7 separate regions of the Mus musculus genome follow, and all the other regions are linked to region 1. A link is a loop called in an ENCODE intact Hi-C map of the cell type or tissue named here. Cell type or tissue: heart. All regions are shown on one strand. Region 1 holds the start of Sh3glb1 (SH3-domain GRB2-like B1 (endophilin)). Region 2 has its middle 26 kb from the start of Clca3a1. Region 3 holds the start of Hs2st1 (heparan sulfate 2-O-sulfotransferase 1). Region 4 has its middle 47 kb from the start of Selenof. Region 5 has its middle 2.7 kb from the start of Lmo4. Region 6 holds the start of Bcl10 (B cell leukemia/lymphoma 10). Region 7 has its middle 73 kb from the start of Selenof.

What was found. Peaks named below come from ENCODE experiments on the same cell type or tissue, not always from the same donor. Only the 100,000 strongest peaks of a DNase experiment are listed, where the experiment ranks them.
Region 2: a loop joins it to region 1, with 11 times the contacts of the local background. A loop is called at or near these places in 3 of 42 quality-filtered maps.
Region 3: a loop joins it to region 1, with 6 times the contacts of the local background. A loop is called at or near these places in 7 of 42 quality-filtered maps.
Region 4: a loop joins it to region 1, with 4 times the contacts of the local background. A loop is called at or near these places in 9 of 42 quality-filtered maps.
Region 5: it touches region 1 in a loop (3-fold over the local background); 8 of 42 quality-filtered maps call a loop at or near these places.
Region 6: it touches region 1 in a loop (7-fold over the local background); 4 of 42 quality-filtered maps call a loop at or near these places.
Region 7: it touches region 1 in a loop (5-fold over the local background); 3 of 42 quality-filtered maps call a loop at or near these places.

The regions. Positions count from the first base shown.
Region 1 is chr3:144,718,280-144,722,279 of GRCm38, forward strand. Sh3glb1 (SH3-domain GRB2-like B1 (endophilin)) reads right to left here and starts at 2,056. Exons shown (of 9, transcript NM_019464.3): 1 at 1,703-2,056. The coding sequence starts at 1,774. In heart, no CTCF peak of the experiment used is centred here; DNase peaks (open chromatin) are centred at 622, 1,212 and 1,942; H3K4me3 peaks cover 3,020 bases; H3K27ac peaks cover 3,062 bases.
Region 2 is chr3:144,784,792-144,788,791 of GRCm38, forward strand. It overlaps a transcript of Clca3a2 not described here. Among named protein-coding and RNA genes, the nearest start is that of Clca3a1, 26 kb to the left of the region's middle. In heart, no CTCF peak of the experiment used is centred here; no DNase peak of the experiment used is centred here.
Region 3 is chr3:144,567,975-144,571,974 of GRCm38, forward strand. It overlaps Hs2st1 (heparan sulfate 2-O-sulfotransferase 1), which reads right to left and starts at 2,242. Exons shown (of 7, transcript NM_011828.4): 1 at 1,760-2,242. The coding sequence starts at 1,883. It overlaps Selenof (selenoprotein F), which reads left to right and starts at 2,453. Exons shown (of 5, transcript NM_053102.2): 1 at 2,453-2,825. The coding sequence starts at 2,751. In heart, a CTCF peak has its summit at 2,122; a DNase peak (open chromatin) is centred at 2,417; H3K4me3 peaks cover 3,644 bases; H3K27ac peaks cover 2,749 bases.
Region 4 is chr3:144,615,523-144,619,522 of GRCm38, forward strand. No RefSeq gene overlaps it. Among named protein-coding and RNA genes, the nearest start is that of Selenof, 47 kb to the left of the region's middle. In heart, CTCF peaks have their summits at 1,724 (motif pointing left) and 1,927; DNase peaks (open chromatin) are centred at 1,709 and 2,369; H3K27ac peaks cover 745 bases.
Region 5 is chr3:144,205,952-144,209,951 of GRCm38, forward strand. No RefSeq gene overlaps it. Among named protein-coding and RNA genes, the nearest start is that of Lmo4, 2.7 kb to the left of the region's middle. In heart, a CTCF peak has its summit at 1,806; no DNase peak of the experiment used is centred here; H3K4me3 peaks cover 487 bases; H3K27ac peaks cover 484 bases.
Region 6 is chr3:145,921,692-145,925,691 of GRCm38, forward strand. It overlaps Bcl10 (B cell leukemia/lymphoma 10), which reads left to right and starts at 2,571. Exons shown (of 3, transcript NM_009740.2): 1 at 2,571-2,824. The coding sequence starts at 2,768. In heart, no CTCF peak of the experiment used is centred here; DNase peaks (open chromatin) are centred at 520, 2,500 and 3,140; H3K4me3 peaks cover 2,187 bases; H3K27ac peaks cover 2,581 bases.
Region 7 is chr3:144,641,410-144,645,409 of GRCm38, forward strand. No RefSeq gene overlaps it. Among named protein-coding and RNA genes, the nearest start is that of Selenof, 73 kb to the left of the region's middle. In heart, no CTCF peak of the experiment used is centred here; DNase peaks (open chromatin) are centred at 1,982 and 2,342; H3K27ac peaks cover 1,384 bases.

The sequences.
Region 1 (4,000 bases):
ATTGGGGAAGTATAATTTTTATGAAAATTTCTAGCTTTACTTTCTAAAATTGAGTCTTTCAATAATTTAGATTGAATTATGTATTTTGTGTCTGATTGAGACACATAATTGTATTAAACTGTGGATTATGTAGTATCTGTCACATTAAATACCTGGAGTAACAGGTAAGCAACACTAAACAAAACTTACCACAGCCTCGGCTCCTCTACTGAGTTAATGTTAAGTCTAAAAACACCTCATCTCATCCCCCAATTATTGAATCACACATTTCTGGGGAGGAAGGAGGATTAAGGGGCGAGTATGGCTGTGAGCTTCTCACACAGTGCACTGGTCCAGGGAATCAAAAGCGAGGTGGAATCTCCCATCCCTAAGCGTTACTCACTGTTGGTAAGAGTTCAGATTTTACCAAATGATCTTTAAGTTCTCTTGGGGCCACATCATATTGCTATTTTACATATCTTAACCCCGTGATGATCATTCTGAGGGAAAACGCAGCCTCTAGTATAGTAAGTAGTGGGTCAGAGGGCAACTTTGGTTGTCTGCTAGCCAAGCAAGTCAAGCCAGTTTATTTACCCTCTCTAAGACTGCTTCCTTTTTAAGGGAGGGCGAACAATGCCTCTCTGGCAAAGTGACAGAGATGGGCTGCAGCTAGTACGTTCAATGCACAGTAAACTGCTCGTCATACTATTTTTCATAAGATAGGCAGTCATTACCCTGGGGAACTGTCCGATTCTTTTGCCAAGGATAACGAAATATGATATTCACAGTGCCAGTAAAATGAAATGAATCAAGAAATAAAGCAGCACACGTGAGATTTATAGTTCGGTGGGATTTTGGCACATGGGACATTACTTTTGTTTTCTCTTTCCGGAACAGAGGGCTGCTGCTACCCTATGTCACTAACTTCAATACCAGATTGTTTACAAGCCACGTTGTGAAATTGACATCTGCTCCGAGATTTAACTGAGTTTGCATAATGTGGGTGTTGACTGTAAAAAATCTGCCCAAGTTCCCTATTGCTGACACTTCCTTAATCACAGAATAAGGAGACGCAGTGAACTTTTCCCTTCCAAGTGCGCCTGAAGCCAAGCGTGCCCGGTCCCCTCCAATGTGACAACAACGTGAATCGCGTCCTCCTCTCACCCCTGCTCTATATAGCCCATCTGGGGAACGCGTCAGGGCACCCCTAATCCTAGGTGTCCTGCGTCCTTGGTGAAGCTGGGACACCGACAGGGACAGGCAATCTCCATCTCCCCCACGGGCTGCTAAGCTCTGGGACAATCCTTCCAAGGGGCAGCAGCGAGGGCTGGTGGGAACTGAGCTGGCAGCTCCTCTGCGTTGAGGGGCAGGAAAAGGAAACTCCCTTCTCGGTCGGACGCGGCCCGGAGGGCGAGAGCGAGCGCAGCGGAGGGTGGGGGTGGCGCCAAGGTGCTCGGCGTGCCCTGCCTCGCCGGCTGGGGCACCGAGGCCTCCGCCCCGGGGTGAACCCAAGGTGTCCGCCCTGGGCCGCGTCCCGACTCGCCTGCCGGGGCGCGGGGCGGCGGCGGCCGGGCGAGCGAGGCGGAAACGGCCAGCGGGGCAGGGGCGCCAGGCCGCGCCCATCGGCAGGCCTGGGTACCAGGGCGACGCCGTCCCCGACCCGCCCTCCGCTCGCCCTCCCCGGCGCCACCACCCCGCCCGGCCCCAACCGCCGCCGCCGTACCTGCACGGCCCGGCTGAGGAAGGTGCCCGCGTCGGCCGCCAGCTTCTTCACGTTGAAATCCATGATGTTCATGCCGGGCGGCAGCCGGGCAGAGCCGCCGGCTGCGCTAGCGGGGAGGCGGGGAGCGCCGCGGCCGGGCTGGGGCGCCGGGCGACGGCGACGGCGGGGCGGACGTGGTAGGTGGCGGGAGGCGGCGCCAGCCCCGCGCAGCTGTCGTTTCCTGGCGGGGAGGCGGGGGAGGGAAGAGGGCGGGCGCCCGCGAGCGCGCGCCTCTCCGCTCACACGCTGGGCCTGTCGCGTCGCCGAGCAGCTGCGAGCCACGGGGACCGAGGTCGCGTCCGGAGGAAGGCCCCGCCCCGCCCCGCCGCCCGGCGACTGTGCAACCGCGGCGGAAAACAGCCGGCCGGGAGGGGGGCGTGGCCTCACCGATGGCGTGGGGTGGGGGGCGGGGGTGTCCTCGCGGGAACAGCGACCCCTGCAGGGTGGCCGAGGATTCACCACTGGGTGGAGCCGCTGCAGAGGTTCTCATGGGAACAGCGACCCCTGCAGGGAGGCCGAGGATTCACCACTGGGTGGAGCCGCTGCAGAGGTTCTCATGGGAACAGCGACCCCTGCAGGGTGGCCGAGGATTCACCACTGGGTGGAGCCGCGGCTGAGGCTCTCCTGACAGCTCACTAAGCACCAAGCCAGTGTCAGAGCATCAGTGGAAGTTCTTACCAGAACGAGAGCCTCCTGGGCTCTCACCCTGATTCCCTCCCACAGCATCTCAGTGAGTGTCTGTGACAGAATCGCCCGGACAAAAGTTCCTTAGAAAAGCATGGACAAAACGTTCCTTAAAAGGAAACAGAACTGACACTATAGAATCATTGGCCCGGATTTCCTGTATTGGGTCTGGGGTCAAAGGCTACCTATGGCTTGGGTAGACACCTAGCCAATCTTTGCTGAACGGGATTGTCTTCATTGTCCCCTACCCTATTATACTTTGACTCACTGTTGAGGACCTATTGTGTGTGAGGCATTGAGTAGGTGCTGAAGGGTTCAGTCCCTTTGGTGGCTGGTGGTCATCTGAGGCATATTTAGAAAGTATCTCCCATCCCCTGGGAAGGTATATAAGAGCATTTCAGAGAGACAATGGAGAAGAAAGACAAGGTTCCTATCCGGTTATACATTCCTTCACTCCTGAGTACCTACTGTCTGGCAGGGCCTCAACCTTCCAACTCTTAGCTGTGTGATAAAGGCATGAGCCCTTCCCCCCACACCCACCCACCCAGACACCCACACTACACTCAGCTAATTTAGTTTCTGTTTTCTGAGAAAAGGCCTCATGCGACCTAGCCTGGCTTCAGGTATCCAAAGACCGCTTCAAACCCATCACCCTCCTGTCTTTGTTTTTCTTTCTTGTTCCTCCCTCCTTTTTCTTCTCCCCACTTCCTTTATCCTGGGGACCAAACCACTGTCCAATAGATCCTGTTTTACAGGTCTTATCATGTAACTTTCATTTTGGTGTTTCAAGATGCCTCTGGAACCTCTAGATATCACACATATGTTCTCACATTAGAAAGGAAATGAAGGGGAGAGGCAAAAGTACACACCAGCTCAGTGTCCCTTTCTCCTTTAAAACAAGCATTCCATAACCCCCAGCTCGTAAACTTTCATTTTCACATCGTTAGTGAGAACTGGGCCATTTAGGTCCTCACAATGGCAGTTCGATCGAATAAATGCAATGTGCTCTGTTAAAAAAAACTAAGAGCATTTGTGAGAGAATGGTAGGTCTTGTCTTTAACAGTACGTATTGTTGTCTTAGACAAGACAGAGCTTGTGCTATCGAAGAAGGAGAGAATAGTTACAGGAGACGCAGCTGTTGACATTTGCTTTGCTGCTATCAAGCAAGAACGAAAGGAGTCTTACGATCTCTGGAACCTCTCTGCAGGCTTTAGGTCTATATAATTTTAAAAAATCGGGAGGAAGTTCTGAGGCTGGAGCTCAGTGGGTAGAATTTTCCAAGTGTAAGTGTTAGGCCATTGGTTCCAGTCCCAACTGAAAGAAAAGAAAACAGGAAAAACGGGGGTGGAGTGGATGGGTGCACGTCGACCCTGTTAAAAGGAGATAAAACAAACCGTGGTTTCTTCTGTTGTCTATCATTTGGCCTGTGACAGTATTTTTTGCTATTTAATGCCATTATAGACAAAAACTAAAAGTTGGATTATTTGTGAGGATTTTACTATATATTAATAGGGAACAAGAGTATCTGTACGTTATACGCTGTAGAAAGATTTAAAAAAAAATCTGTATTTGAGT
Region 2 (4,000 bases), 67 kb after region 1:
ACTTTGAGAATTATGAAGTTATTCATGTCTGTGATACAGCACAGTAATGGTGCTCCTTATGCACCAAACCCTAGGTTTGATCCCCAGCAATTCATAGAATAGATATGGTGACATATATCTATGATATCAACAATTGAGATGAGGGGCAGGCAGAGCAGGAGTTAGAGGTCATTTTCTGCTATGTATCTTGGGATAAACGGATCTTGCCTTAAAAAGTCATTCATGTTTAATATTTACCATTTTATTAATGATACATGAGTGCATCATTTTGCATGGAAAAATGGCATGGTGAAGTAATAACAACCAATTTTGTTAGATCATATTAGTTTGATGTCCTATGTAAGCAAATGGTATGTTTGCTTCATAGTGCGATGTCAGAATGAAGAACTATCCAGCTAAAGGTGCTTTAAATTTAAATGAGACACAGTTTATTGCTGTTGGTTGTGGTTTGTTAAGTAATCATGTGCAAAGAAGAAAGAACAAGAAAAAATTAAGTATCCTGACAGCAAAGACCAAACCACTGTCCGATAGATCCTGTTTTACAGTTCTTATCATGTAACTTTCATTTTGGTGTTTCAAGATGCCTCTGGAACCTCTAGGTATCACACATATGTTCTCAAATTAGAAAGGAAATGAAGGGAAAAGGCAAAAGTACACACCAGCTCAGTGTCCCTTTCTCCTTTAAATCAAGCATTCCATAACTCTCAGCTCGCAAACTTTCATTTTCACATTATTAGTGAGAACTGGGCCATTTAGGTCCTCGCAATGGCAGTTTGATCTAATAAAGGAAATGTGCTCTGTTAAAAAAAAAAAACTAAGAGCATTTGTGAGAGAATGGTAGGTCTTGTCTTTAACAGTATGTATTGTTGTCTTGGACAAGACAGAGCTTGTGCTAGCGAAGAAGGAGAGAATAGTTACAGGAGACGCAGCTGTTGATATTTGCTCTGCGGCTGTCATGCAAGAATGAAAGGAGTCTCACGCTCTCTGGATCCTCTCTGCAGGTTTTAGGTCAGTTATATAATTAAAAAAAAATCACGAGGAAATTCTGAGGCTGGAGCTCAGTGGGTAGAATTTTCCAAGTGTAAGTGTTAGGCCATCGGTTCCAGTCACAACTGAAAGAAAAAACTTACAGGAAAAACTGGGGTGGAGTGGATGGGTGAACGTTGACCCTGTTAAAAGGAGATAAAATAAACTGTGGTTTCTTCTGTTGTCTATCATTTGGCCTGTGACAGTATTTTTTGCTATTTAATGCCATTATAGACAAAAACTAAAAGTTGAATTATTTGTGAGGATTTTACTATATATTAATAGGGAACAATAGTAGTCAAGAGTATCTGTACGTTAGACACTGTAGAAAGATTTTAAAAAAATTTGTATTTGAGTGTTTTGCCTGCATATATGTCCACGGACCACTTGTGTGCCTGGTGCACTCAGAAGCCAGAGGAGAAATCAGCATAGCTATAGACCCTGTAGCTTCCCACGGTTACTTCCCACCCAGGATCACTGAGAACTGAACTCTGGTCCTTTGCCGACTCTCCACTATATGTGTGCTTTGTTGGCTGCTGGCAGAGTCTGTGAGGATGCTGGAGAAGAAAGGGTGGGAGGAGGTGTTGACTTTGAATTTGTAGCTTTCTGTACTGCTTGTGTTTTCAGTTTCTGTCTGTGTATAGGTTTGTCTGACATGGATGTGTCTTAGATGATGTGTGTATACATGCTCACATGCACATCATGTTTCTGGCTTACATCACTTTTGGATTTTAAGACAAATACTTTACTGACTTAATGGCTTCAATGTATGGCCATTAAAATACCCAAATAGCACAGAAATGCAGTGGGATGAGAGCTGCCAGTCACTCAGATACTCAGAGTTAGCCAGTGGTGACATTTGTTTCTGTCTCTCTCTGTAAATATAGATGAAGCATGTGTGACACAGGTCTAAATGTAAGCATGAGAGCAACGGGGTGAGAGAATGAGGGATGGACAGACAGAGGGACAGGTGGGAGAGGGTACTGGGGAGGGGGCATACAGTTGCTTTGTATGAATATTTCTTTTTTTCTCTTTTTATTTGTCTGCTTTGGAGACAGCGTCTCTCTGGCTTAGGCTGGCCCCGACAGTGTAATCCTCTTGCCTAGTCTCCTAGGTGCTGGGGTCCTGCTCAGCCCAGACAACTGTTCTGTTCGTTCCTGGGGAAGGGAGCAGGGAAAGGCCCTTCCCATCCTGTGTACACTTGACCCTCTCGCTCCTGGGACAATAAAAACGTCCTCTGTCGTCAGCAACCAGGCCTTTCCCAGTGCCTTGAATTCTGCCTTTACTACTGTCGAATGTATGTACTTATCTTTTCATTTGTTCCCCTTTCCTACAGAATTCTTACCAGCACTTGAATATGTAAGCCAGGACCTCCTGAATGGAACCTCAGTTCTCTCATTGTCACAACCACAGACACTGCTGCTAGTCACCCTCACAACCCTGGCCCTCTTCTCATCTCCTTCCTTCCCTTAGAGGTCAAAACCTTGAAAACAAGGTTAGCAATTACAGCCTCAGTGCCTATGAATCTCCATTTACCCTGGATCACTCAAACGTGGCCCCTTCTACCACTGTGCCCAAGAACTATTTTCGTTTTCTTCTTCCAGCAGTAATTTTTCTACACTGTTTTTATCTCACTCATCACCGTAAGACAGTGTGTTGAGAATTTACCCATTGTCCAGGTATTGCTTCGATGTGTTAACTTTACCTGCATTATTTCCTTAAGAACCCTCTCCTGCTTTGCCTGTGTGATGCTTTGACTGCCCTCTCCTGAGAGTTCCTCTGGCAGTGCCTGGTAGCACTTCTGATGTGGTCTCAGCCCCCATGTCTCTATTTTCCTGGACTCTAATGGAAATTTCCCAAGGTCTCCCTTGTCATTTCTTTATTCTTTTCTATAACACTCTTGCCTCCATCCAAGGGTCTACTTGTGCACAGGTGTCATAAAATTCTCTTCATCTTATCCATTAGATGGTATGAACTTTCTTGTTAAATATTACTGTAATACCATTTATGCATCTAAAGAAAAATTAACAATATTTCCTTAGTCTCAGGAAATAGGCCATCAAGGCCTTCTAGTTACCTCATAATTATAAAACCCTTCCAAACTTAAACATTTTTTTTCACTAAGTTACTCCTTTGCTTTCAACCACTAATGTCTTTTTACTAATCTTAGGATAAAGAGCAAAATCTGCTGCTCTACTTGAAAACCATGCACATTTTATTTAATAGTTTACCTAGTCACCCAGGTCAACGGAGTGAAGTATAGAAACCTTAAGTGATGTTTCTTGTTATCTTGAGTTGATAAACAACCTATAATATTTAAAGTCTCACATGGCTAAGTGTGGTGGTGCAACCCTCTAATTCCAGCACTCAAAAGGCAGAGGTAGGTGGATCTCTGTTTCAGGCCAGCCTGGTTTACATAGAAAGTTCCAGGCTAGCCAGGGTGACATACTTAGTAAAACTCTGTTTCAAATAACAATTTGTAACCTTTTCTTAGCCTGAAGCTGGCTGAGCCAGAACTTGACCTTGCTGCCCCTAAGGAGATTACCTAAGGTGGAGCCTTTATCCCAGGATCACTCTATTGTTCAGCCACTGTCAATGTTTCTCTTCAATATACTGCTATTCCAGAGACTATGCCCTATCCTGCACGTCAGCACCTGCAGCTAGTTCCAGGCTCCAAGGATGAATTTAAGGGAATGGGCCTCCCTACCCCCCTTTTTATAAGTGCAGTCGCCATTAAACATTTGAGCCTTGATCAGAATATTGTCTTGGCTCCATTTCTCTCTCTCTCTCTCTCTCTCTCTCTCTCTCTCTCTCTCTCTCTCTCTCTCTCTCTCCTGCCTAGTTTCCCTCTCTTTCAGGCCTGGTTGGCCTCCCAGGTGAAACTCAGTTCATGTGAGCCACTGGCTGGTTTGCAAAACAACGCCAGCAGCATTAGCAACAATGAAATAATTAGCTGAGGAAGAAAAAAAATAGT
Region 3 (4,000 bases), 150 kb before region 1:
GCGCATAATTGCTGTTTCCCTCATAGATACTCATTTGGACGCACTTATTCCTGACAGGACTTTTTTTTTCCCATTTATGAAAACTATGAGGGTACGCATGGTTCTACCTGTGGTGTTCTATATCCTCAGCTATTCTGGTGGCGTCCACAAACAGCTTCCAAGCGCTGGAGAGGAAACTGTTAGGTCAGGAAGACAATAGGCACATTCAATCAGGTTGAGCCTCTACAGCTAGAGAATTCCAAAAGCCAATTGAAGAAATAGTAAATACAAGTGCTCATTTTAACAACTTTTAATTTATTGTAAGCTGAGTCACTTTCTTTCCTGTAAAACTGGATCATGAATGAGGCCAGACTCTGACTGTAAATGTTGTACAGATGAGCCACGTGAAAGGCAAAAGGAGATACTGTTCAACCTTCAATATTTAAACTGAATAACTTTTAGCACATAAAACCTTTCTAAATCCAGTACATACATTCAGTAGTTCTTCAAATTTCACTCTAGAAAGGAGGACTGGACTGCAAGTACCTTTGGCTTCTCTTTCACACGGAGCTGGACATCAATCAAACGATTCTTGCTTTTATAACACTATTCTTTAAAATGTGTTCAAGGCTTCCTTAAAATCTACCAAAAACTTGGAAATATCTACTATATATAAAATTTAAATTCTTTTCTGGTACTTCTTTTCTTGAAAATTAATCCGCACCCCCAAGCTGCATCTAGCTGTTCCTCAAGGTAACTTTAAATCGTGTTTAAGAAACAGGCAAGGTCAAAGTGTATGCAAAAGCTGTTTCCCATATTCAAATTACATTCTCTGAGCTGATTTTCAAGTGTCACATACATTTTTAAATCAAAACGCGTCAATGATTAAGTCCCTGTCTCCAGAGCACTTCCAAATACCAAAGTTCTCCACTATCCGGAAGCACCCGACTATCCGCGCTTTCGACTGCTGTTGCACAAGTTCGCACTCCAATTTTGTGTTTCAAGCACCCTTTTCCATTCGGGCACTGAGAGAGACGCTTTAAGAGACCCATATGGTTCACTCTCCCCACTCTTTTCCTTTCACAAGGTAAACCCTGCAATTCCAAACCCTCAACGTTCCCCTCTTGTACATGCAATCAGCCTAAACTTACGACCCCACTCTGAAGCCCAAATCAACCAGTTTAGCGTCACTCATAAAGAACTTCAGTCCCCCAGATGTCTCCTTTTCGTGCCATCATCGGCTCCGCTGTCCCACACCGCCAGCCTACCAAAGCTGTCAGTTCTAAGGTCCCTTACTGCCCTAGGCTCAGGCATGCCTGCCACTCACTACGGTGAGCCGCTTTCACTCCCCATCATTCCCGGAGTCTCCTTCCATTTCTACCCATCTCCCCGCGACGAATCTCCCCACGACCACCATCCCCAAAGGATCCTGTGCCCAGGTGCCCCTAATTCAAATTCCAGTCCCCATCTCTGCACATGACTGGGGCTTTGCAGAACGATTTGGAAGAGAAGAGAGAGGGAGCGTTTGTGTCCTCCAGCAGCACCAGCTCCAGGCAGACCTGGGTCCCCTCTCTCAGTGAAGGGCCGACGGGGCAGCCCTCTGGCCAGAGACCTCGCGCGTGCAGCTCATCAGCCCAGCTTCCCTCCCCGGTGGCGGGAGCTCGACGTGCCCGGGTCCCAGCTCTCGAGGTTCTCCGAGGCCCCCTGAGGAAGCCCACTTGCTATAGCCGGCAATGCCCACCCGCCAGCCCGGCCCCGGCGCACCGCTCGGCTGCCTCACCTAGCTTCGCCCGGGACTCCTCCAGCTTCTGGATCTGGTTCTCCAAGAAGAGCATCGCCACCGCGAAGGCCACCACCGCCAGCAGCTGCAACTTGGGCGGCATCATAATCCTGAGGAGCCCCATGAAACCCGCCGCTCGCGATCAAGACATACCGCGGGGGGCGGGGAGCGGGGCCCCGAGGGCGACCGAAGCGCCGGGAGGAGACCCCGACCCGGGAGCTGCGCGGACTGCCGCGCCGCAGCGACCCCCTCCTCCTCTCCGGTCTCCCGCCCGCGGGAGCCAGCGCCGGCCGCCTGGTGCACGCTTCTCCCCGGCCCACTCGACGGCCCTGGCGCCCTCCTGCCGCTGCCGCTGCCGCTGCCCCCTGGCTTCGGGACCCCACGGCCGCACGCCCTCTTCCCTCGCTTCCTCCCTTCCCTCCCTCGGTCGCTCGCGGCCGCGCGCTCCTCCGGTGGCGATGCGGCTGCGGCTGCGCCGCCCTCGGCCCGCCCCCTCCCCTCCCCCTCGGCCACCACGCGCACGCCTTGACGCACGCTGCCCGGCAACCAGAGGCTCCACCCCCATCCTCCGGTACAGTGGTGTTCATTGGTCCGAAGAGAGGCCGCTTCTCGCCCTTTCGGTTCGATTTACGGTTGGGTTCCTTGTCACGGGACTCAAGCAAGGCGTTGTCCGATTGGGTAAACTTGGAGGAGGCGGGGCTACTGATGGCCGAGCTGGGGCTTCGTGGATAGCCGATTGAATGTCGTGAATAAGAAGCCCCGGTGTGGGGAGTTTAGGAAAATGCCTAATTTGAATCTCTAAAAGAACCTGAGGACTGTTTAACAATCGATCACTTACAGGCTCCCATGGTCGCCTAACTAACACTCGTCTTTGTGGGATAATAGGCTTGTAGCAGTGGCCTTTCGCGGCGGGTTTCGCGTCAGGCAGTGCAGTGGACGTCCCCGGCACAGGGGTCCTCAGACCCCTGAAGATTGACGGCAGACCGCAGGGATGGCGGCAGGGCAGGGTGGGTGGCTGCGGCCCGCTCTGGGGCTGCGCTTGCTGCTGGCGACTGCGTTTCAAGCGGTGAGTGTGGACCGCCTCTGGGGCTGCCTCAAGGCTGGTCGGAGAGCGCGGATGTGGAAGGGCAAACCCGGGGCCACGCTTGGGAGCCGCCCGTGGAACGGGCTGCCTTAGCGGCCGCTTCCATCCGGAATGAAACGTGGCAGAATTCCAGCCGGAGCTCTAGAGACGATGGTTTCCTCGCTTCAGGCAGCTAGGATCGGTTTTTCAGAGCACAGAGGGTACATAGTCAGTAATGCTTAGAAAGGAGGGACGTTTCTTTGAGTGAGACACAAGTGAATGAAACTACCGCTGCTTACAAACTCCCAAACCTTAAAGGGTTTTGGTCCAGACAAGCGGTTTTCCTCGTTAACCAGACGACACGGGTTCTAAATCTCTGAAAGGAGTTAACCTGGTTTTGACTTACTTAGCTACTCATGAAGCAACTGTATTTTTGGTAAATTCCTCTATGGGAGTTTTCCACCCATATTTACATGTCTTTGTACTTAGGATACTTAAGTGATTTGTCCAAGATTTTGGAAAGTTAAAATTATACCGTAGGTCTCTAAATACTCTGTTCTTCATAGGTCTTATAGTTCACAAACGTTGTCTCTGCTTTTCTTACTTTGTCCAAAGAGTGGATTCTTAGCGTCTTACATTGCAATACAATGTTGTTTTGAAACATCTGGTACTTCAGAAAACACTTAGGGAACATCCCTTTAAACTTTTATACTGGAAACATAAGTAAATTGTTGGCTTTTCCCTCCCATTGTAGTCGTTTGAATGTGTTACCACTACCAAAAGTAACAAAGGAGTAATGTTTTCAAACTATCTTCAAAATCTCAGTAGGCTATGGCTTTGTAAATACCTGCCCCCACCCCCTTGCCAATCAATGTTTTTAAACAATTTAACCATCCTTTATGTTAGTGAAGCAGTTCCCTCATGGATGCACTGTTTGAGCTAGTTGGTGAATTTAACTAAAAACCCAAAGCTACTGTAGTTCTAGTCAGTGCCATTAACAGGGACCGCTCAGTTCTGCTGCTAACTCATCTCCCAGTAAATGACTGACTTCTTTTTCACAGCCGTCTCAGGACAATACTCCAAAAGAGCAGAAGCCTCTTAAGACCTTGCCATGGAGATCACAGATTCCCTCCTGGGAGACAAGGCTAAAAACAGAAAGCCAGATCCTCCCACTGTGT
Region 4 (4,000 bases), 100 kb before region 1:
ATCTCTCCGGGCCCCATCAAGTGCTCCTGTAAATAGTTTTAGTGGCACGAAGCCACGTAACTTCTTTACACAGTGTCTAAGGCCGCTCTCAAGCCATAATGCGTTGGGTCCTCGCAGGAATGATCTGATATATTTATGATCCTGCCTTTTCCAGTAAAAGCTTGCCAGCCCCTGGCTCCAGGGCTCGGATGATGTCATCAGGATTCTCAAGCCATCCATTGACTACATACAGTCTTTCTCCCGGGTGACCTTGCTCTCAGCTTCTTTCAGTTCTGATATTCCTTCCTGCAAATAGCCTCAGTTGAAAGATCATTTCTTTTCTGGTAACTCTTTGAAAAGCCCTTGAAGTGACTCTCATTGGCTATTTGGATGAGATACTCATCCTTCGATTGATGATCAACAGGGAGGAGGAATTATCCCACACGGCTTGCTCTGAGTTATCTGTCTAGCCCTGGTGGGGTTGGGGCCAGCCACATCCAGGACACATGGAGAGAGAATGATGGAGTGACCCTCCCAAAGGCAAAACAACAACAACAGCAACTAGCATCTCCGGGATGAAACCTCTCCTCCACCTCAAGGCTGGACACAGTCTAATCTTGGACAGTTCTCAGGATGTGTTAATGAGACTTGTGTGTGTGTGTGTGATCTCAGACCCCAAGGCAGTCCTAGTAATGACAATGACCTGTTATTGATGAGTTTTGATGCCAGACTACAGTAAGCATTTAATTAGAATTATCTTATTTATTCTCCAGACAACTATAAACTAGGTGTTTTTAACTTCTACTTTACAAATGAGAGGTTTAATAAAGGCCTGCTCGGAGGAAGCGGGGTGCTAAACAGCAAGCAATGGTGCAGCTTTATTGCGATTATTGTTATTAGAACGGCAGCAGAAGTCGTTTGTATCTGACCAACCTGAAATCAAGTCCTGGCTCTGTTCTCAACCCTAGGATTCACAGCTAGACAGTAAGTTACAAAAAGAGAAGGATCATGTTTGTCCTCAACCCTGGTCTTGTCAGTATGTCCCCAGTAGGCACACAGTAAAACACCCTCACAAACTTATATTAATGAGTTACAATCTCTAAGCCTGAAATTTTAAATGTGAAATATGCAAAATACATACACACACATAACTCTGGAAGAGATTTCATGATAGAGCACACACCGAACACTTGGGTTGGTGCCGGGTGTTATTTGCTGGCCCTCAATAAGTGTCCAATAAGTAGCAACAATTGCAGCGATTTTTCGAATACTTAACCACACCCTGTAATGCACAGATTGGCTCATCTGATTCTCAAGCCCCTGCCTCCACACTACAAGTGAACTGAGTCTGTATTCTTCCTTTGTCCTGAGTACTGAGGGTGTGTCCCGCCCTCTCACCAGTGAATCCAACTCTTTCTATTAACTCCCAGGACTCTGAGGCATTTCATTCAAGTTCTGCGAAATGATGGCTTCTCCTTTTCTCTCCTGCATTATTGGAAGAAATAAAAGCATCTTTCTTCAAAAACACAATGAAGACTTTTCTCTCAGCCCTCCTTCTCTTTCCCCCATTATTTCCAGAGAGCAAGGTTGGGTTGTAGGAGGCTCTGTTGCCTGGCAGGAGGCTGTAATTCACAGAGAGCCAACAGCTGGAGCCAGCCAGGCCCTGGCCTCACCAGCCCTCCCTCCCTGCTCCAGTAGGCTCTTCTTTCCCAGAATTGCCTGCTGCCATCTGCTGGCCATATGATGTCACTGCACTGATATCTCCTAAGTGTCTGAAGGAGCCTTCTTTCGGCTTCCCAGTATCTTCAGGATCCTCTGGTAGACAGTGCTTTCAGGGGGCATCTGGTAGACAGACAGTGCTAGCAGGGAGGGCAACAGAGAGTTTCGAGGTAAGGTGCTTGGGCCAACATGGCTGGGAAGAAGAAACTCACAGCTCAAACGAGGGAAGCTCAAACCATGAATCCTCCTTCCCTCTGACAAACACGCTTTCTTGCTCAGAGCCACCTGTTTGTTATCCCCAACCCATCTCCCACCCAACAGCACCCTGTTATTCTCTCAGCCACACCAGTAGCTCAAATAAGCTGTATTGCCACAGCAATCATACTACTTAATTTTTTTTCAAATAGTTTCCTGTGGAAAAGTTACAAGAATAGTTACAAAGAATTGCCCTACATCCTTCTTCCAGCCAAGTCCACTTAAGATTTTCCGGTGGAATCGGCAGCTTTTTATAAGCAGAGGATTCAAGCCAGGATCACACATTTTTTCTGCTTCCCATGAGTCTCAACGTCTTCCTCATTTGGAACATTCCTGACTTCTGCTTCTATTTTAGACTTCGGGATAGATGCTGACATTGTAAGCAGTTCCAGCCAGAGCTGTAGAGTGCCTTCAGTCCGTCTGATGCTGGCTAGTCAGCTTATGCATTATCAGCTAACACGTTAACACGTTAACCAGTCATTTCACGGCACTGACTCTGGTGACCCACGCTGTTTCCTGTGGTATGGCTTTGGATCACTTTGATGTGATTGTCTGTGTGTATGTCTGTGAATGGCACCCTAGGAGGTCAGAGGAAGTTGTCAGTCCCCTGGAACTGGAGCTACACATGGTTGTGAGCCACTGTGTGGGTGCCTGGAATTGAACTTGGGTCATCTGGAAGAACAGCCGGTGCTCTTGACCACTGAGTCATCTCCTGGCCCCATCAGCTTGGTTTTTATAATACAGTGCAGGACTACCACGTGCCAGGGGAATGGTGTCTCAAACAGTGGGCTCTCCAACTTCAACTAACAATTAAGATCATACCCTACAGACATGCCCCTAGGTCAGTCCAATACAGAGCAATCCTCCAGGTCCTTGGGTGAGAGTTCCTCTCAGCTGACTCTAGGGTGTGTCAGAGCTAACTACTTAAAGCTAACGGATAAAACTAACTAGGATGTTAGTCTTGCCATAGCTCGTGGCCCTGCTGGACCACTGCCTCTTCTGCTTGGCCTCGCCTGATACCTTTTTCAGACAGTTAGGGGAGGGGGTAAAAGGGAGAAAATGAAAAAAATACTGTGTTTTAAGAATAGAAAAAGGATGCCGGGTGTGGTGACACACGCCTTTAATCCCAGCACTTGAGAGGCAGAGGCAGGCAGATTTCTGAGTTTGAGGCCAGCCTGGTCTACAGAGTGAGTTCCAGGACAGCCAGGGCTACACAGAGAAACCCTGTCCCGAAAAACCAAGAAAAAAAAAAGAGAATAGAAAAATGTGCCCATTCTTGCCACTATTGTCGATCATGTGACATACAATTAATACCATGGATTACTGGAGGTACGATCTCCACAGACATGTCCACCTCGAGAAGACAATGACCGTGGCTCATCGTGGATTGTAGCTCCAGGGCCTAATGCAATGGCTGCTGCACTACTTCCTGTCTTCCCAACCACAGCATCAGGTCCGCAGAGCCTGGCTTTTGTGTGGGTTCTCAGAGCTGAACTGAGACCCTCACTGTGGGAAGCCGCCCCCACATTCGCCGTCACAAGATGGCGCTGACAGCTGTGTTCTAAGTGGTAAACAAATAATCTGCGCATGTGCCAAGGGTATTTCTCCACCCCATGTACTCTGCCTTCCCCGTGGCAACAACTCGGCCATGGGCTGCAGCCAATCAGGGAGTGATACGTCCTAGGCGAAGGATAACTCTCCTAAATAGGGACGGGGTTTCGCTTTCGTTTTTGGGTTTGAGTTTTGCACTCTTGCTCCTGAAGATGTAAGCAATAAAGTTTTGCCGCAGAAGATTCTGGTTTGTTGTGTCTTTCCTGGCCGGTCGTGAGAACGCGTGTAAGAGTTGGTGCCGAAACCCGGGACGAGAAAATCCGGGAAGAAAAAACCCGGAACAAAAAAACTCGGGACGGGAATTAACCATCACTGGCGCAAGGAAGATCCCTCATTCCGGAACCAGAACTGCGGGTCACGGTCATAAAGGTTCCCGTAAAACAGACTGTTGAGAAGGATTCAACTGCGTGAATTCAGAACTCTTCAGCTGGGGAAC
Region 5 (4,000 bases), 510 kb before region 1:
AGGGAGGTGCAAAAGCGGGTGTTTTGTTTAATTCTTCGGGTTGCAGATTTCAAAACCTTAAGCAAAGTGGGAAGTAGTTCCTACCTAAGTACTGCCAGCTTAACCCCATCTTGCTCCCATTAACCCCAGTGTAAACTGGAAGGAGGAGGCATTTCATAGATGCTTGTCAGTTGCTGGTGAATGCAAATCACACCCTGGTTTTCAGAGATGAAGGAAACTTTATGGGCAAAGCTTTTTGCTCACCATTCTGCTTCAGTGTAGAGGGTGTGATGCTAGCTCCCTCGTAGCCCCCTAAAGCGATGCGAGCATTTGCCAGACCTGCTGCTAGCTCACGACCCTGAAAAAAGACTAGTCGTTTCTTGTACAAACCAAGATTTGAGGAATGCTAGCTAGCTTCAGAGCCTCTTTCCAGGGCCAGAGCTCAGCCTGGATCCTTGAACATCAAGTTATTCAACTTTACTCTGCCAAATAGGTTTAATAAATCTCCGATCTGAGGTTAATACTAGGGTTGATTATTAATAGTAAGTTCCAGAGAGATTTTTCTGTTGGAAATTATCATGGAAGTGCAAAGCTGTACTGCTAAGTATCATTAACTAAAACCAGTCTTGTGGGAGAAGCTTGGAAGAAAGGAAGTTGAAGAAAAATCAGGCAAAAAATCTACAGTCCTAGCAGCTGTGTGCAGAATTTTGGTTCTTTAAACTGCCAAAATTAGGGCAAAGGAATAAATATTGCCTATGAAACCAGGAAGAGGGTGGTTTTAATACCAGTTAAAAATACTCATTTCTGGATTCTAGCTCCTTGAGTTCCTAACATGCTACAGTTAAAAATTATTTTTATGGATTTGTATTTAACGTTGTGTTCTTATGATCATTCACCTTAAAAGCTTTTTTATTAAAAAAAAATCAACGTGATAATAATTGGAATGTCCTATACAGACAACAGCTGCAGAAGGTCATGATGAAAACAGACCAATTTAGGAAAGAGGTTTTTTTATTATTATTATTATTTTGTCCTAACAAAAAACCCAAAGCAAAGCAAAACAATAACCTCAAAGGAGGAGAGGACACTTTAAGATATAAGACATTGTAATATCTGGGTTCATCTCTGACTCATTACAATTTAAATCAATCAAAACTAGGCAATCAGGGATTTTTTGCTTTTAAGACCAGATGCAGAAGTAGATATACTTCTGCTTCCCCTCTGAGATTTCGGGCCTGCACAAGATCTTCATGGCTACTGTTGTATTAAAATACATCATATGGGAAGATTTCCATACCTGTACAAGCCCCTTATTGTACATAAAAAAAAAAGGTCTTTATTTTCTTTTCCTTTAAAATGATTTAAAAAAAAACAAAAACAAAAACCAGCACACATATCATACAGAATCATGGTGAGTTGTGGTATTTCCTAAAGTATGAACATGAAAATGAATATGTAATTCTAAAATGAAATGTTGTAAATTAAGGGGGAATGTGCTCAGGTATCACTAAATGACTCTCTAAGGGTCTGGGTGGTCTTTGTGGAGGGAAGGAAAGGGGAAGGGTCGGAAAGATGGGACTTTGAACTTTTGTCTCCAGGCTACCCCGGGGCCTAAACTTTTAGAGGTGGTTTTAGTGTTTTGATTCGGATTGTGTGTGAAGTCTGCACACACACTCCAGTAAAGTGGAATGGGCGGGGATATATTACCAGAAATCTTGCTTCACTGTGGTTACAGAAGCTCAAAGGTTGTAGAGGCTAACATCTTTGAGGAGTAGGAAGGGAATGCAGTCACTGTAATCAAAATTCAGGTGTACTTTAACCACAGCGCCACCTCTGGGTAGTCTTTATTTCTGCATCCTTTACTCTCCAAACATCCCTGTCTCTTCCAGGTAGCAGCAAGATTCCCCTCTGTATTCTCAAAAGCGCCTGGACTGAGAGAAAAACCAATGCCAGTCTGATTTCAGTGATCCTAAACACTCAAAAATGCTATACAAGTCCCTGCTGGAGAAGGGTACATATAATACAAGTGTTCAGACCATTATAAAAATAGCTCCAAGAAATCATTGTAATGTAAAGTAAAATTAACTCATTCCGAATACTGTTGCATTGTGTCTGTTGGCCTGGGAAGACCTGCTGATGTCACCATTCAGCCAGTTATCTAAAATGAGACATACAACTCCGGTACTTTTTTTTTTTTTTAAAGAAACACAACCCGTTTCAGGGGCTTTATTCAACATAGGAGCCGAATGGATCCCAGATAAAGCCTTTGCTTTCCCTACTTGCCCTGAAATTATTTTTCTGTACTTCATCTTCTCAACTAAGGTCTTACTCCTGGACTTTATAGGCAGGAGTTGAAGATAAGCATCTAGCTCTTTGATGAGGAAAAGGAGAAGAGATTGTGCCCTTAGAAGGCCAGTGCAAAGCTGGTTTCTGATTGGAGGCTGTTTAGAAAGGACATTTTACAAGGATGATTGTCCATTACTCTGCCATCAGAGAGATCCTTAGAACTCCAAAGGTCCAGTAGAGTTGCCATAGTGAGGGAACTAAACACTAAGGTAGACTAGCTGGTGGGTTGCGTTTCTCTAGGCTGGGTGTGCGGCACACAGTGCAGTAACTAGGACCCAGGAACGCTGAAGCTTGTAAGAATAGGAGTTAAAACTGAACAGGTTTTGATACTGCTCATCCGTGCCTATTATCCCAGACACTTGGGAGTCTGAGGAAGGAAGACCGCTTGACCTGGGAAATTTGTAGCCACCAAGACCCTCAAAAGGGGAAAGAAGAGGAATGAAAACAGGAAGAAGGGAAAAGCAAGGCGGGAACTAGGGAATATAACTCAGTTGGTCGAGCGTTGGTACCGCAGGTATGATCCGGAGTCTCGTACCGGGTGTGGTAGCGCACGCCTGCGGTCCTGCGGCTCAGAAGGAGCTCATGGGAGAATCAGAAACTCCGGGTCATCCTCGGCTGTGTAGAAAAGTCCAAGACAGCTTAAGCCACATGAGATTTTTGTCTCAAAAACGAACTGTTTTGAAAGAAAGAGAAGGAAAGGGAGGGGTGAGAAAGAACTGTTTCACGTGATAAAAGAAGCAGTTGCTTTATTCCAGCATTTAAAAAAAAAAAAAAAAAACTCTCAGTGATTATATGTGGTAACTATCCCACCGAATTATTTAATTATTTATGCTACTTAGTTTTAGATAGAAAGACCTAGCCTAACGTGTATCTTATGAGGAAATTAAAACCATAGTGAAGAAATTGATTTTTATTGAAATGAAACAGAACATGGCTGAAGAAAACACGAGAGTGGCCATGTTGAAACAGCACTGAGACTGTTGTAATTGCACACATAATTGAAGATAGAAGTTGCTTTTAATTTTTCTGTTTTGTCAGGACATTGTGAAGCTCGTAGCAGTGACAGGGAAGGTGGGAAAGGTGATGGGGAAAAAGGGGCAGGCATGGGTTATTTTCACGCCAGTCAACTTTAATTAGAATGGTTAAAAATAAATAAAAAGACCCTTTTCCCCCATGTTGGTGTTTATAAGGAGAGCAGAACTTTAACTACACCCCAAATCTATTGGTAAATCTTCATTTAGGAATATGGCCTTAGTGACGATTTCTTTGAAGTGACGATGTCTCCAGACATATGTAAGTCGGTCAACAATCTCCAAGCACAAGTGATATTCTGCAAAGCAATTAACAGACTATTTGCCTGAGTCTACCGTGTGCTCCCTCAGACCTTCTAAAGCAGTGGCCCTCAACCTTCTTAAAGTCCCCCATGTTGTGGTGACCCCAACCATAAAATTATTTATATTGTTTAATTAATAATAGGTACAAAAACCAGTGTATACATGAGGCAATGTGTATGTACCTGAGTCACTACTACTGAGTATATTAAAATTATACATTCTGTCAAAAACAGTGATCCTATTTAAAATCAATTACCACCTCCCCAAGACAAAGGAAACGGCTACTTATTGAAAAAGGAACTAAAACCATACAATGTAATTCATTTTACCTTTTGTTATCT
Region 6 (4,000 bases), 1.2 Mb after region 1:
ATATAGGTACACTTGTAAGTTAGATGGAAATGCAGGTTCCTGTTAGCGTTTGGGAATCGGTACTTATTGCAAAGAAAGGACAGGCTTGTTTGCTTGAAGCTATGCCTTTATAGTCTGGCCCTGTGACTTAGCCGAAAGGGAGGGAAATGAGTTTGCCAATGGAGGAATGGTGATACATTAGAAACTCAGGATTGAGATTCACAGGCCATGATCATGCACAAGCTGAAGAAGGCGGATGGCTTGAACCCAGTTCAACATTTGCCTGAAAACATAGACATTATTCCCAAGAAAACAAGAAGGAAGATTGCTTGACATTTTTTTTTTTGTGATGGTAGTGAGTATTCATCACAGTGCCCTATATCTGGGTGGCTGGAGAATGAAATCTTCCAGCTGTTTCTCTGACTCCCATCCTTTCTTCTGCACTCTGGTCTTTTCTTGATAGCAACAGGGAGCCTTTCAAAACAAAGTCAAACGCCCTGGCCTTTCTCACCCAGCCTGCTCTCCTCTCTCTCACTGCTCCCAATCCAGCCAGGCCTCTACCTCCTGGGGTCTAGATTAGAGCAGTAGCTGGCCAGCTTGCAGAACAGTGAAAGCATAGTTTGCATATGTCCCTCTGCTCCTCTGAAGCCTGCAGCGGCTTTCCTTCTGACTCAGAGTAAACCTGTATGACTCTGGGCAAAGTCAGATTAAACTCTGCCCGTAGCAGAGTTCACCTCCCCAGCCACCCAGCCTCTGCATTGCAGGGCTCTCCACTGAGAGCTCTTTTTCCCTTTTTCCCTCTGTCCAACGGCTCCTCCCTCACTTCCTGCACGTGGGAAATGTATCCTTTATCTCCGTGTGGTCTCCATCTCCACCTTTTCCATTTCCCAGCGTCGCTTTCCCTCTTAGTATTTATGAGATTCTAGCATATTAAACACTTTACACACGAAACTTTTCAAATGTCTACCTTTTCCACCCCCAAACAAATACGTGCTTTAATGTAAATTTCACGAAGAAACAGATGTTATTGTTGTTTTTTCTGTTTGTTGGAGCCAGGCTCCTACTATATAGCACAGGTTGTCCCAGTAATTTACTAAGTAGCCCAGAATAACCTTGAACTTTGACAATACTTATGACTGGGTCTATTGTTTTTTATTTTGAGACAGGATATTCTTATCTGCAGGGTTCAAACAAAAAAAAACCTACATATCCAAAATGTGGGGAAAAAATGCAAAAAGGAAAAAACCCTCCTAATGTTTTAAGTAAGTTTATGATTTATTCCTGCTTATAGCTGGGTCAGATGCAAGCAGTTGGTTGGCCAACACAGCTAGCTAGCTTGTGCCACCACACCCTAGCTGGAGGACAGAGGTGTTTGATTTGCTAGAAGAAGATCTGGGTGTAGTTCAGTAGTTGCCATTCAACAGATGGTTGCTACAGGAAAGAGCAAATGATTAAGCAAATTGGGTTATAACAAGACAACGGATGACTAAGGACACAGGAAAACACTCTAGTATACTAGACATCAGCGTAAAAAAAGACCTGGCATAATGTAAACACCAAGATTCCAGAACTCTGATCAAAGCTACAGAGATGTGGCTTTAAGCCTCTACTGGTTCTTTTGTTTTAGATAAAGATTCCTGTTGCCTTTGGTCCTCTTGACATTTCAGTCTACACTTGCAGATTTACTTCATCGACCACATAATCATTTTCTGCCTAGGACTCTATGTGGAGCACCTCATCCACTAGGACACGTTTTGCACGGGCTACGAGTTAAAATATCGTTCTGAAAATAGCCATTTGGCCTCCAATAAACAACTTCCCCATCAGAGCATCCCTAGAATTTACTTACTGAACAGAGATAAAGGATAACAATAAGAGAGTGTAACTGTGTACCAAGTAGCTTCAGAACCTTAAATATACTCCTAGAGGCCCTAGCTTTTTAAATTTGTCTCTACTGCATAGATTAATAAGGAGAAATGCTTCTAATGAATAGAGACTTAAAAGTACCCAAACACTACCTGTGCTGCTAAATTGATGGGATTGCAGGTAATTTTTAAATCTTTTAACAGTTTTTTTTTTTTCTTTGTGTTTTGTCGTTTTGTTTTCTGCTCTCAAGATCTCCTTGCTCCTGTCTCCCTAGTTCTAGGTGGTAAATGGCAGTGGCCCCCCAGAGCAGGCCCTCAAACGGAAGTTATGTGTGCGTGTATACATATACGTATGATCACGCAACTGTAAAACCTGGCTCAGCACAACAGGAAATTGTTCCGCAACATCTGGAAAAGAGAAGCAAACCAAAATGCTCTGGCCGACTCAGCCCACACTCCACCCAAACGAGGAGTCTGCGAAGGCGGGGAGATCCCGCTAAACTGAGCGGCCAGTGCTCCGCCCACGGAAACAAATCCTTCAGGCGTCCAATCCGCAAGCCTATGTAAATGACAAGGGGGCGTGGTTAGAGGGACGCCCGCTGTGGGCGGAGCCACTGCGGAAGCAGAGACGTAACCGAGGGTAGTACTGATTGGCTGGCACGTAGGTGGGTGGGGCCTGCAGGCAGACCCGCCTCGCCGAAGGGTGGTGCCTGAGTTAGGAAGAACGCTGAGCGCGGCACCGCTGGCCCCAGGGGCGGAGCCGGAAGTGGGGCGTTGAGGTCTCCACCTCCTCGTCCGTGAGCCGGCCGTTCCCCCGCTTCTGTTCCTAGTCCCCCCGAAGTCACAGCCTGATTCCCGGAGGCCCGAGCCCTTAGTCTGGGCGGGGTGGCGCGGGCCGGAAGGACGCCATCCCGGCCTGGGCCATGGAGGCTCCCGCACCGTCCCTCACGGAGGAGGATTTGACTGAAGTGAAGAAGGACGTGAGTAGCTCCGCCGGGCTGGGCGCAGCGGGGCGCAGCGGGGCGGGCGGGCGGAGGAAAGCGGAAACCCGGAGCTGAGCGACGGGGAACTTCAGGTCGGAAGAGCGCGGGGTCCTGGCACAGCACGACCTGCCTGCTTCCCGGGAGCTGGCTGGAGACGATCCACCAGCGACCCGGGAGTCCGCGGTTAAGCCTGTCGGTGGGCTTGGATGTTTCCTTGCCATCCGCTCGTCGCTGGTGGCTTTCCATCCTGCCGATCCCCCATCCCACGCCACCGCCGCGGGAGCTGCTAGCCTAGGGAGCCGCCGGAGTGTGCCCACAGCGGGCTTTGGACCAGGCATCCCCGGGCGTAGAGCAGATGGGTGAAACTGGTCTCTATCGGGGGCTGCGGAAAGCTCGCCAGCTGAACGCACGCCCTGGAATTCCCCGAGTAATCAGACGCCCACGTATTTAAATGAAGGGGGTGTGCGTACTTCTCGCTGAGACTTGGTTCCCAGGTAAACGTTGAAAATACTCCCGACTAAATTGGACTCTTCTGCTTAGACCATGTAGAACTTCACAGACACAGTAATATTTGAGGAAATGGCTTTAACCACAACGTGCTTCGTTTTTTTTTTCCTTCCTTTTAACTTCTTTTGCCAGAAAAAAAAAAAAAATCAAATGAGCACAACTTAGATAATATACATGAATTCACATTAAAAACCGGTAACTCGTTCTTACTTAGCACCAAAATGCTGCCGAAAAATCGTCTTTACGAACTTAACCTCAAGTTGTTGAAGATGTATGTGTGCTTCAGACCCCTTTTTCTACCATACTTACCCCTTGTAAAGTTTATTGCGCTGTGCCCATAATTACAACTGATAGAGCTAAGTACCAGGAGGGAAAGGTACGGCCAGGATAACTGCCATAGTTTCCGTGTTCAGTGGAGTTGGTAGGGCACCTGCTGTATGGAAAGCTACACATTCTACTTGAAACAAGGTCTTTGATACCCACTATAGTCCTTAAGAGGACAGTAAACCCTAAGTGTAAAGTCTGGGAGCTCTGTTCCCATGTTCCACAGTTTTGAATTTTCTCACAATCATTAAAGTACCTATAAGGAGAGAATTGCTTTTCATTTTATAGCTGGCAAAACAAGACAAGACCTGTCTGTAGATAGGGGAGGAGAGTGCTGCAGGC
Region 7 (4,000 bases), 77 kb before region 1:
GAGACCCGTGTGTGTGTGTGTGTGTGTGTGTGTGTGTGTGTGTGTGTGTGATTTTGTTGGAATCAGCCGCCTAGTTCCATCACCTCTGGCTGTACTCTCCCTCGTATCTACAATAAAAACCTTCTCCAAACTTTGGGGTGGTCACATCCTTATTTTTATGCAGTAGTTGAGTATTCCAGTTTTCTGTATGTTTAACAGTTGCAGTTTAGCTGTGGTTCTGAACTCTGTTGCTGCCTACAGTGACAGGAGGCTAGCTGCCTTCCGTTCCTTTGTCACTTTCTCATATCTTTTCTAGGAGTCTCTGAACTGCCAAAATACAATAGTGCTCTCAAATCCGTGTCTTAGGATTTACTTCCAGGGAAACCAAACTAATATTGGTCCATTTTTTTCTCAAGATGGGGAATCATCTGCTATTTCTAGCTTGGTTAAATGCAGGGAGAGTGTCAAAGCACAATGTCTAAACAACTAAGAAGATAATTCTCAAATAAGCAGGTGGCACATGCTAAGGTCTTATTCAAATCATTTATGAGAGAATTGGTAGGTGATTCAATGTACACAGTTGGTGGGGGAAGGATAATCTATAAGGCGATAGCATCGTTGCTATGGTTTGGATCTGAATGTACCCCAAAGGTACACAAAGGCTTCCCTTCTGCTCCTGTGCCACTGGGAAGTAATGGCTGGAGTGAAGGCTGTACTAGGTACTTTTCTTATTGCTCTGGGCTTTCTCAAACTCCTTTTGAGTAGTGCCTTATGGGAATAGTTTATTTGGCTCACAGTTTGAGGGGATACAGTCCAGCTGGTGGGGAAGGCTCAGTGGTAAGACTCTGAGGCAGCTGACCACAGCCGTTCTCAGTCAGGAAACAGAGAGTGAAGAACCCTGGCCTCCAACTCTGTTCTTTGTTGTCCAGTCTGGGATGGCAGCCAATAGGACGGCCCAGCTCAAATTGAGGGTAAAGTGTCTCTGCTTGGTTAAACCTTTGTGCAGACAGCCCCACAGATGCTTCTAGAGATGTTTCTCATAGTTGAGTCCAGATGCAGTGACGTTGACTAGATTAACCGTCACAGAGGTCTTTGTCACTGGGCATGTGCCCTAAAATGTTATTGTGGGGTCCTTGCTTCCTAGACACAATAGAAAATGGATATGTGTTCCCTTTACGGTCCCCGTGCAAAAGGACCAACCAACCCACCAGGGGCAGAAACCTTCCAAACTTCACTCTTTTAAAAGCTGACCATCTCAGGTTGTTTGTTACGGTAACAGAAAACTGACGAACACAATTGTTAAGTTTGATAAGTTATGTTATCACAGGAACAAATACCATAACATAAACTAAAATTTTATAGACTCAGAAAAGATCTGGGTCTCTGAGTTGAATAATGTTAAATCCTAAAGAACTCTGAAGAGAGCTTTAGGAAGAAGAGGAAAAGAAAAAGAGCAGACTGTAGATCAGTGCTTTCTGAAAACTGTTCATTTGTGTTTCACCTTAAAGAAATTTGAGTGGACCTCTTTTAAGACTCTAGTATCTTTCTCTCCCTCTCATCAAAGCGATCAACGGTATTAAGAGATTAAAAAAGAACATTTCCTTCCTTCCTCTTGTACTGTGTTAATGAGTGTGAAGGGCTGTCTCCGCATTAACTAACAAGGCCTAGCTGCCGCTGCCATGTCTTGTCAAGTGCACACTTTGAAAAGTCTGGAATGGTTAAGTGAGGGTCACCTTGCTCTCTAACATAGCCACTCAGAGCGAGATGACATTATGTATCACGGGGAATGAAGACAGGTGGTTTAAGAGATGTTCTCAAAGCACGAGTTCAAATAGCCCTCTCTCTCTCACTGATCTCTTGGAAGGCCAGCAAGCCCAGAAACAGGCAGTGGAAGGGAGCATTGTCTCCTTGTAAATGGAATGACCTGATTTTTACCTCTAGTTGGATTCCAGGAGGAAGCATGATGTCATTCCAGCCACTGGCCAGAAACCTTCTTGCTTAATGAGCACTTTGAGCTTGCTGGCAACCAAGGGAGCCCTTGTTTACTGTGCTTAGAAGCCAGGGTCAAAGATTCTCCCAGCTTTTAGGAAGACAGGCACAGGCTTGCTAAATAGCCCATGTCTCTAAGTATAGTTTAAGATAATGACAGACAGACAATGCAGCTAGCTTCTTTACAGCCTGGAGGGTCAACAGGACAGAGATTAGGGGCAGAGACAACACCAGACGTTATTATCCTGTTTAAGCCATCCTTTTTCTGACCCCAAGTGAGGACTGGGTGTCAGCCAGGTTTCCTGTGGCAGCTGTGTGTTATCCTTCCAGCCAGCGGCTCTCAGACTTCTGCCCACCCCTCCAGCATTCCTCAGCTGTTGGAACAGTTGCTCTTGGGTCTGGATGGGCTCCACCTACTAGCAGCTGTTGAGCTGTATTCTGAGGGTGGAAGCAGATGTCTAGAATACTGGTCACTGGCCACAGAGGTCAATAGCAGGAACATAGCACAGGGGGCTGATGTTTGTCTGGGGTGCATAGTAAGTCAGATTTCAGGCAGAAGATGGAGTGCTAAGGAAAACAAAAAGACTTCCATTCTACTTTTGAAATGGTGTTATACCCCTGATAATTTTTTAAAAAATCATCTTTGTATTTGGCATCCAGTGAGCTAAATATGGTTAAAGAGTACAGTTTGACAAGTTCTGATGGCTCTACAAGCTTGTGAAGAATTTGTCACCAGGATGCTGTGTGACACACATTCTTGAGTCGGGGGACATGGTTAAATGGGGGAGTCATTCATGTGTGTATAGACATCTTTGGACTTTTTTTTTTTTATGGGAATCTGAAACTGTGCTAAATATAAAACCTGATTTGTTTGTTTGTTTTAAGGTCTAATAAAAATGTGGTACTAATTCAGTCAGGATTACAGCTCCCCAAAGCTTCCTTTTCATGTTTTGTAATCCCAGTGTAAAAGGAATGGCCACTGCTGAACACCCAGCTCTCTCCATCCCAGGCGACACTGTTAATTCAAAGCACTGCTCTCATCTCAAAGGGAAGAAGAGAGACCTTGTTCTCGAGCCAAACGTGAATTCCATGGCCCGGGAACACAGAGTCAGGTTGCTAAGAAAGATAGGTTCCACTGTGCAAGCAGATAGGTGATATTTTATTAGTTACAAAACACACCGTGAGGGCAGTTACAAGGTATTTTATTAGTTTAAAAAATATAGAAAGTCATTAATCAATGAACTTACCAAATATGTTACTGGTGATCCCAGGCAGGCTGATTGCAGAGAAACGAAACACTCTGTTGTAGGTTTTATATGCTGTCTGAGGATGCTTGTAGCATATGGATCCATGGAAGCTAGTGTCTGATAAGAATAATTTTTTTGTTTGTAAAGATTTATTTTAAGATGTATTTGTTTATTTTTATGTATATGAGTATTTGTCTACATATATATTTGTATTATGTAATTATGTGTAGCACCTGCATGCCTGGTGCTCATGGAGGCCACAAGAGTGGCCTGGAACTGGAATTACAGATGGTTGTGAGCCTTATGTGTGTGGCAGGAAGTAAACCAGGTTCCTCAGCAGTAACTGAGAACAGGGTTTCTGCGTACAGCCTGGAACTCGCTATAGACTAGGCTATATGTGGTCTTAATCACTGAGCCACATGAATGCATCTCAACTCCTATACCTGATAGCCAAAGGCCTGGACATGGAAGGCCGTTAACGCCAGTGAGGGTAAGTAGAACCACTGTAGGTAACCTGGTTTTGGATCTGCAAACAATCCTTCTAATTACATTTTTATCTTGTGCATGTGCCTTTCCTGGGAACATGCACCACCGTGCGTGGGTGGAGGTCAGAAGACAATGTGCAGGACTTGATTCTCTTTTTTCACCATGTGGATCTGCTGAGCCCAGTGTAGCCTTGGTGGGGACAGAATGACATAGTTCCTGACCCTAGGACAGGGCTCCTCAGTGTGAGCCACCGTGAATTTCCATGGCTACTGTGGTCAGAAGGCTTGTCTGTGTAATAA